Regions from separate parts of the Mus musculus genome. Here region 1 is linked to region 2. A link is a contact called in ENCODE Hi-C data. All regions are on one chromosome and are shown on one strand. The core of a region is the stretch at or near the end of the contact, and the rest is flanking DNA. Distances in the headings are between cores, read along the strand shown. Region 1 has its middle 46 kb from the start of Gm29684. Region 2 has its middle 53 kb from the start of Gm40744.

The links. A loop is a pair of places that touch in the nucleus more often than their neighbours do.
Region 1: a map of regulatory T cell shows a loop between it and region 2 (2.2-fold over the local background). The contact joins two enhancer-like sites. A Hi-C loop is called at or near these places in 5 of 37 maps with a recorded cell type or tissue (T-helper 1 cell, left cerebral cortex and regulatory T cell).

What each region holds. Positions count from the first base shown.
Region 1 is chr10:95,097,305-95,101,608 of GRCm38, forward strand. No RefSeq gene overlaps it. Among named protein-coding and RNA genes, the nearest start is that of Gm29684, 46 kb to the right of the region's middle. Within about 2 kb of position 2,812, at least 1 of the 3 ENCODE cell types and tissues checked has a DNase peak (open chromatin) inside an H3K27ac peak, as active enhancers do.
Region 2 is chr10:95,011,841-95,016,681 of GRCm38, forward strand. No RefSeq gene overlaps it. Among named protein-coding and RNA genes, the nearest start is that of Gm40744, 53 kb to the left of the region's middle. Within about 2 kb of position 2,300, at least 1 of the 3 ENCODE cell types and tissues checked has a DNase peak (open chromatin) inside an H3K27ac peak, as active enhancers do.

The DNA of each region.
Region 1 (4,304 bases), core at 1,562-4,061, 86 kb after region 2:
TTTTCTGCCTGTGACTTAGCACATTCAAAGATGTCAGTTCTGGTGAGGAGGGATCTCAGTGCCATCGCCCTTAGCAGCCCGAGGAGTTCTCTTCATCTTTTAGGGACCTCGACTCAAACCAGATCCTTGAATTTGATATAGAAGGGAATTTCAGGACCAGCCAGGATGAAGCAAAGTTAGAGTTTATGGGATGATTTTTTTTTGTATAGATTTTGGGAGGTTTTATTTTTATTTCATGTCTATGGGTGTTAGGCTTTCATTTATATCTATGTACCACATGTGTGTTGGGACATGAGAACACCAACTGGGGGCATCAGATCCCCTGGGATTGGTTGTGAGTCATCGTGTGAGGGCTTGGACTACAACCTACAACCTCTGATAGAGCAGAAAGTGCTCTTGAACAATGTTCTCCAGCCTAATATAGATTTTTAAAATATGAGGGTTAAGAAAGACATACCCTAGTACATGAGTATGGGCATCTCAAAAAGCAAGCCCTACTTTATTGTCTTAAAATTGCCTTAGAAGCAATTTCCATTGGGTTTTAAAGCTATTATCCTTAAAGGCTTACTAAGGAAACTTACATGAAATTACAGTGTGGGTCCCAAGGGCACCAAACGGGATTACAACGGATAAGGTTAATGTCTGGATGCCAAGGATGCAGGCATTAGGATGTCCTTACTGTAAACAAAGCTAACAGTCTTGCCTGAGGTTCCCAGAAATTATCTTGAAGAGGAATAAGGTCATATGTATTCAGGCCTAAAGCTCGGTCCAGGGCTATTCTAATAGAAAACATCTCTGAATGAAAGAGATATTATCAGCGTTTTGGCAACCCTTAGAGCAAATGATGTTAACTGTGCTGGATGTGTGAACACCCATGTCCACATCTGAAGGATCTAGGGCTAGACAGGGAGAGGATTCAAGTACATGTATTCTCATGAACCTCAGAGACAGCACTCAATTTTCACCCAAGTTCTTGTGGTGACAATTTCCTTTCGTTTGATTCAGCCCACAAACAAGAGCCTTGGGCAGAGTTTCTAGGTGTATTTAATAACCCGTCTGTTCTCTGAACTGGATGGAATGTGCTGGAGGCATTAAATACCGCACAGTCAGAAGGACTTCAGTGAAACACTACGTAGCCAGAAAGGTCAGTAGCTGATGGGGGATTTGAATGCTGTATGATGTGGTAGATTAATCCCTAATAGCTATGGAGCTGTTAGTGGGCGCCTACTCCTTCCCAGCCTCAAGCCTAATGTTCTCTTACAGACTTAGCCATTCATGTGCCGCGGCACATGCAACCTGCTGGCTCCAACCACAGTCTTAGCCCCAGGAGCTCCCCTTGCCTTTGAAGGGCAGGACTTCCCCACTTGGAGAGCCAGACTCCTCCCAGACCTGAATTCCATCTGTGAGGTTAGGGTTCCAAATCCAGAGGCATTTTCTGTAAGTGTCTGAAGAGACTCTGGACTAGCCTGAGCATGGTCAGTCTGGCTCCAACGGGCTTCACCCTTCCCCATTCCCTTGCTAAACACTGTTAGATTATATTCCTAAGGCTAGCCATCTGGGTCTAGTCCCTTATTGGACCACTTCCTCCTCCTGAGGGTGACTGCTGAGGTCCAGCTATAGAAGTATTGAAGTCTAGCAATCAAAAGACCCCTTTGGCTCACCTAATTAACATGCCCAATTAAAATTAAACACCTCATCCTAACATGGAATTTCCTCTTTACCTATATAAACCTCCATTTGCCTGTGTGCCATGTCTGTCTCCTCTTTATCCAGAGGTAGTCCTTTGTCCCTCTGGGGCAAATATCTTTCCCGCTTCCCCTTTGCCCCCTTCCCTTTCTTCCTCATCCCCCATCTCCTGTCTTTCTCTCTTATTCCCTGCCTTCTGTCCTTTTGGAGCAAATAAATCTCCTTCATGCTGAGAACTTGGTCTTGGGGGTCCTGATCCCATACCGTTCCTTACATCTTTTCCGCCAACATCTTCACTATAACTTCAGAGAATGATCTGAGTCAGAAACGCCTAAAGTGGTTCTAAAGTTTAGTCGGCTCTAAAGTTCCCGACTCAAAGAACATGGGAAGAAATGTGTGCTGGATAAATCTTAACTATTATAAACATAAGTTCCCAGGAAAAAGGAGAGGCTGAACATTTGTTGAAGAGTCTACAAGGCCAGGGGTCTAAACTCTGTGCTTCCAAAGAGTCAAATGTCATAGATCAGAGACACGTTATCATGGGCTATCTTTAGCCTCCTTGAAAGCCATCTCTTGCCCACTTCCATGTCCAGCCAATTATTAACTATCATGGTGTCATTTCTTTATTTACAGCTGAGAATTTATGGTGCAATGCCCAGGGGTATTCCAAGACATCATGTTAATCCTCTAAGCATGTGTTCCATGAGATAAGCATGCCCCAAAATGTCTGCAGTCTTTTAAACGAACCTTAAACTAAGCATACTCAGAAACAGGATGAAAGCTGTTTGAACAGCTATAGCCTCCCTTGAGGGATCTCTCCAACCTGCCTTTGTTCCAGAAAGGCAGAACTTAGATATACCCTCTGTGTTTCTTGCCTGCTGCTGGTAACAAACCTTTCTCCACTCTGTGATGTCTTGGCTGGGCTTGGTTTGGCTTTGCACTCACTGAAATGTGACCAATTGAGTCCAGGTCTGGGAGGACGTCTTTAAAAGGAAGAACTAAGAACTAAGAACCCTGAGGAAGAGTTATGGAGACTAATCCTTCACCATGAGCCCCAGTCCATTTCTAACATTCCCCGATTGGACTGCAAAGCTGTAACGCTTGCCAGTTGGAACTCAACGTTGCTAAGGACCAGCTTCTTGTTTTCCTGCTTTGGGAACAGAAACAACTAATTTGGCTAGCCCATGCCTGTCTCGCTGTGTGTGTTGGGGGAGGGAAGAAGACAGCTTTTACTCTAGTTGATGGATGTTTAAGTAGATGTGTATTTAAGGAGCTACCACAAAATACCCCATGGTCACCTGGTCTTCATGCAGATGGCCATTTTGTAAGATAAGATGACATGTCATAGGGTGTCCCTTGCAGGAACCTGGAGAAAGGGGATTGCATACATTTATATATTTATTACATATTCAAATGGTAAGGGATGGGTTGTTTGTGTGTGGTAATTTTTTTGGTGTTTTGTTTGTTTGTTTTTGTAGCATGCGATGGCTTAGACATATCTACTTTTTATTTTTATTTTTTATTGTATAACTCTTTTAGTTTTGTTGGGCTTTATGAGGTAGAAACAGAATCACCTTGCCTTGAATGTGGGTTGACCTAGTACCTTACTTCTAGTAAACAGAAAGAAGAAAGAACAGGGGTGGGTACTGTAAAACACTACGGCTATCCCCATGTTTCTACAAAGCAGAGCTTTCTTTCTGAGCAGTGGGAACTGACACACTCTCTAAAGACCGCGTATCAGTCTCTGATGCAGCTGAGTCAGCAGAGGGCTGTTCTTGAATGCATGAAGCTCTGGGTCTAATCCCAGCCCTGCATCAGACTGGGCATTTTAGTGGGAGCCTGTGATCCCAGCACTTTGGAAATAGGGGCAGGAGGATCAGACTTTCAGTATAGAAAATAATTTGTTCCTCAAATCCCATAGAGCTTTAAACACCCCTTAGGGGAGACATTGATTTCTTTTTTGTTGTTGTTGTTTGGTTGTATTTTGTTTTTGTTTTTTTGAGACAGGGTTTCTCTGTATAGCCTTGGTTGTCCTAGAACTCGCTCTGTAGACCAGGCTGGCCTCAGACTCATAGATCCACTTGCCTCTGCCTTCTGAGTGCTGAGATTAAAGTTGTGCACAGTCACCTGCCCAGCTAGTGCAATTGACATCTATTATAAAATCTATCTTACCTTCCCCAAGGCCATATACTCATAACCCTGGACAGAGTACTTCCTATTTCCCCCTAGAGACTATTACTTTACGTTGTAGGTCCTGTCTCCTTTCTGTGATAGGTACTGGAATAAATGTTCCAGATGTAAGATAATCCCCATCTTGTAGAACAGACTCTTCTGCCTGCACAAGATCAACCTGTCTTGGCCCATGTCCTTCCTAGGCATCAATGAGACACAAGGAACAGCTACTGAAATAGTCTCTAACCAAATAATCATTGTGGCTCTGGTCCAGAGACCGTATACTTACTATAAACTAAATATAAAAAGTAAGGTATATGTTAATTCAATGGTAGAGTACCTTCTTAACATTCATGAGACTATGAGTTCAATCCTCAACACTGGAAAAAGAAATAATGAAAGTGTGTGTGTGTGTGTGTGTGTGTGTGTGTGTGTGTGTGAGAGAG
Region 2 (4,841 bases), core at 1,050-3,549:
GGGGTTACTAAAAAGCTGATTAGCCAATTAGCTGGGCAGAAGAGAATAGGGCGGGACTTCGGATCCCAGTCAGGAGGTCCAAGGAAGAAAGAGTAGAGAGAATGAGGAGATGGAGAGACTATATGAAGGGACCAGGAGGGTTCCCGACATGACTCAATGAGAAGGAGAATTCTCCATGAGATCATGATGAGAGAGCAGCCCTGAGGATACATGTGAACTGGAGTAAACCAGGGTAAGACCAGATAGCAAGTAACAGCCCATGTGGCCTAGTCAGTTTAGAACAGCTCAGAACCTGCCCAGCTAAGGCTTGCAGCCCATTAATAAAATTAACAGGTCTCTGTGCCATTTATTTGGGAGCTAAAATGGGTTAAAGTGGGCATAGAAATGCCATGTTGTTACCTGGGAGCAAAAGGGGTGTCGAACACCCCCTAAGAATTACATTTACAGTGATCAGCATAACTAAGCTGCCCCTGGCTGAGGTGTGATCCTCTCTGTCACAGTCCCATTATAGACTCATTGTTTCTGGTCCTTTCTCCCTTACAAGGTGGTAGATAAGATAACAGGATGATATGAAACCTCCTCTGGCTGGCACTATGCTTCAGCCTGTTCCTTCATCTTGTGAGAGGCTCCAAGGGATCCAATTCCTTGGGGACCATTGTTTCCATAGTGTGATAACCAAAGAAAGGTGAGGCTGTCTTCTTTTTAGAAGATCTTTGTTTGTGCCAGGCTGGCTAAAGGCAATTCCACAAAAGCCCAGCTTTCTTTTAGAAGAATTTGCCTCTTAGAGGTCCCACCATCTCCTAGTGATAGCACTGCCTGGGGACTAAGCCTTTAGCATGCCAGTCTTTGGGAGACATGTATCCAAACATAGTAGAACACATCTTTAGGAGGCCTATGGTGTTCAGCTTTGAGAACCAACCTCTGTGTTAGACAGATCTGGCTGTCAAAGCCTTTGAGCATGAAACAACATAAATCTGATACGGAAAGACGAACTATAAAGACACAGGCTAAGAAAAGGGAACCTGGGTTAGTTAGCATCTTTACTGATGCCATTTCCAAACTGTACAACTGTGGTGAAGTCAACTGAGCTCCCTGCTCTCATGTTCTTTTTAGATAATCAGACATTGCAAAGGTTGTACAATGACTAACAAAAAACCATGAATGAAAAACCTTAGCTAAGCCAGGTGTGGTAGCATACGCCTTTGGTCCCAGCATGAGGAATACAGAGACAGGCAAGTGGATCTCTGTGAGTTCAAGGCTAGCCTGGTCTGTGGATTGAGTTCCAGGACTGTTAAACAAATAAACTCCATTTGGAAGAGAGAAAAAAAGAAGAATATATAGAGAGAGAACAGAAAAAAAACAGAGAGAGGGAGAGAGAGACAGGGAGGGAGGGAGAGAGAGACAGGGAGGGAGGGAGGGAGGGAGGGAGGGAGGGAGAGAGAGAGAGAGAGAGAGAGAGAGAGAGAGAGAGAGAGAGAATGAATCCAAGCCCCCAGGCTACATGCTGACAGGTCCCAGACAGAGGGCACTGTAGCCTTCTTTGCAACCCACCCCACCCCTGGAGAATGGAGCTGGCTAAGTCTCTGCTAAGAATAGAATTCCCTTGGCTCTTGTTTTTCAGCTCAGAGAATATCAGATTTGCTTGCTTCTTGGCTGTGTCTGTCTTTTGCTTCCTTTAAGGTGTCTTTTTAGGTTTTTTAAAATTAAAAAAAAAAAAAAAGAAAGAAAAAAGAAAAAACAAACTTAACATTTCTACTACTCCCAATGTCTTCTCAGAGAGCGTAGCGTTTGATCGTGCCGAGTCCAGGAGGTAGATGCGGCGGATACTTCTGATCTTCTGGGCTGCTTTTGGAACGCCAGAGTGTTACTAGGCTTTCTCGGTTGATGCCAAGCAATCTAGCTGTAAGTTGAAGAAAAAAATAACGAAGAAGCCCTTGGAAGGAAACGGTGTTTAGTACGTGGTTGGAGGTGGGGAGTGAGAAGTTTCCTCTGGGCTGAGGCTGACAAGAGGAAACCAAAAAGAAAAAACATGGATGTAACAGAAGAAGAAAATGTTTTTAATGGAAAGGCTTCCCAGAGATGGAAAGAGACCGAAGGTCTTGGCCTCCGTCATTTCTATTGTCCATCTGAGGGTGTGCATGGTGCCCTGTGCCTCTCTCTTCCTCCGCCGATTCTTCTAATTCTTGAGGGCATTAGGAGATGGGGCTGATTCATCACTTGGACTGAAGCAGGAGGGCTTGGCCCAGGCAGCTCTGCCTCAGACTGAAGGCCAGATTAATACCGTTAGTGGAAAGTGTTCCAACTGAATGGGGGAGCAGGGCTCTGGCAAGGTCACTTTCCATCAGGGCCTGCCAAAGCTGATGTCACCAGGAACTTGCAACCTGCATCTGATTTCTCCCTTTCTTTTGTACTTTTTGTTTTGATTTGTTCTTTTGAGACAGGGTTTCTCTGTAGCCCTGGCCATCCTGGAACTCACTCTGTAGACCAGACTGGCCTTAAACTCAAAGATCTGCCTGCCTCTGCCTCCGAAGTGCGGGGCATTTTATACTTTTTTTTTTTTTAAAGGCACAGAATGATGTCCCCAAAGCTCACCTCTCATCGTTCATTCAAGAGGAAGCTTATTTTTAATTTTTCCACCAATTCTACTGTACTACCCAACTTAGTTTTTAAAGACTGCATGTCCCAACTTATGCTAACGAGACAGCAGGCACCCACTGTGGTTCTACGGTGGGTTAGGAAATGAGGTTGGATAAGCAAGGGCAGCCAGGTGTGGTGCCAGGCCTGCCATCAAACTGAACAAGAGGCGTGAGAGTCACGTGCATAGATCAGTGCAAGGAAGATGATTCTTCGGAGCTTTTGGAGAAGTGGGAGGCAAGTGAGGTCTTGAGTGGTCTGGGAAGACTGCCTGGAGGGGGTGATCTGTGAGGAAGATGGGTAAGCAGAGGGAGGCATAGGAAGGGCATTCCAGAATGGACACTAAAACAGTAAACAGAACAAGTAGTGATGTAAACGGGCTGTCTGTCAGGGTGTCCTGCCCCCGGGTGTAGAGGTAGCCTTGATATAAACACTGTAGTCCAAGCCTTTCTCAAAGTTTATCTCCTGGGTAAAAGGGTGATTGATGCTTTCCTGAGATCACCTCAGACACTTTGCCTGCAGCATCTCTGTTCCAGCTAAGTTCCATGGGCCAATCCCTAAGAGCCAATGGGACACCCACTGAAAGGGTGACACCCCACTATAAGGGTGACCTTAGAGGCCAACTGGACAACCACTGTAAGGGTGGCCCTAGGGGCCAATGGGACACCCACTGTAAGGGTGATCCTAGAGGCCAATGGGACACCTGCTGTAAGGGTGACCCTAGGGGCTAATGGGATATTTACTGTAAGGGTGATCCTAGAGGCCAATGGGACACCTGCTATAAGGGTGACCCTGGGGGCTAATGGGATACTTACTGTAAGGGTGACCCTAGTAGACAATGGGACACCTGCTGTAAGGGTGATCCCTAGGGGCCACTGGGACACATGTTGTAAGGGTGACTCTGGTAGAAAATGGGACACCCACTGTAAGGGTAACCCTAGGGGCCAATGGATACCCACTGTAAGAGTGACCATAATAGACAATGGGACACCGCTGTAAAGGTAACCCTAGGAGACAGCAGGATACCCACTGTAAGGGTGACTCTAGGTTGCTCCTTTGCAGGGACAGCACTTGACTCTAAGTGTGAGTGTATTCCCTTGCAGTGAAGTCTCTGGCAAATGGCTGGTAGCTGCTGGTATCCTTGGATATCCTCTGACCTCTTCCCCTGCCACATTCCCAGCTCTTTCCAATGGTCTCTGGAGCACCCGTGTGTCCACGCTTATTGTCTCCCGAGGGGATGGAGAATTGCCCAGCTAAAACTTTAGGACCGGGTAGCCATCTGGCAGGCCTATTATCTGAATTAAGTAGATGGCAGGCAGAGGGTTTAGAAACTCCCAGTTCCCATCTGCTGTGTGGAACTATCTGAGGCCTGCATCAAGAACTTGAAAGCCTGCTCGCCACTAGGACGGACTGTCCTCTGGACCCGTGCCGGACACTGTGAGATCAGTGCTGCAGGTGTGGTAGCTCATTTGGCTCTCGTGATGGAATGGTGGGGGGCGGGGGGAAGGGCTGAAATGCAGCCATAAAAGCGGCGAGCCCTCTGTTTTGTGCCATTTATCAAAGTACCGAGAGATGCCAAGGGTGAGTGTTCTGCCGGAATCGGAGTCGAGACGAGGAAAGAACATTAAGAATTCACCTCCATATTAAAGATGTCTCTTCAGAAGGGGCACGTGTAAAAATTTACATCACCTATTCAAATTTTTGATAGGTGGCCTAACTCAGCTGTCTTCATGGATTGAATGTCCTATTCAATCATTGGGAGGAGTCAGACATTGTAAGTCCAGTCCCTCATGTGTATTAGAAGTTAGCACCTCTCTGAAGGTGAAGGGTCTGGTGACATTATTAATTTTTTATCAGAGTTAACTCTGGGATGGCTGGCTCCAAACTCTGTTGGACATAGGGATGTCTTGGATGGTGGAGATGGGCTAGACAGGGCTGATACCAGGTCCAGAGCAGTATTTTCTTAGGAAAGTACAGAAGGAGGTCCACAAACCACACAATGGGATATAGTAGAATATGCCTGGGATTGTGGTATATGCCTTTGCATGTCATTTTTATTGTAATCTGTGCCTACTCCATCTTATATTCATGTAATTTCTCTAACATGATCTTCCTTCATGAAACCTTTGTGATATGTAGGGTCAGGTGTTGTTATTTGGTCATCAAAGACTCTATAGTTCAGAGACATTGTGATTTGTGTTGCACTT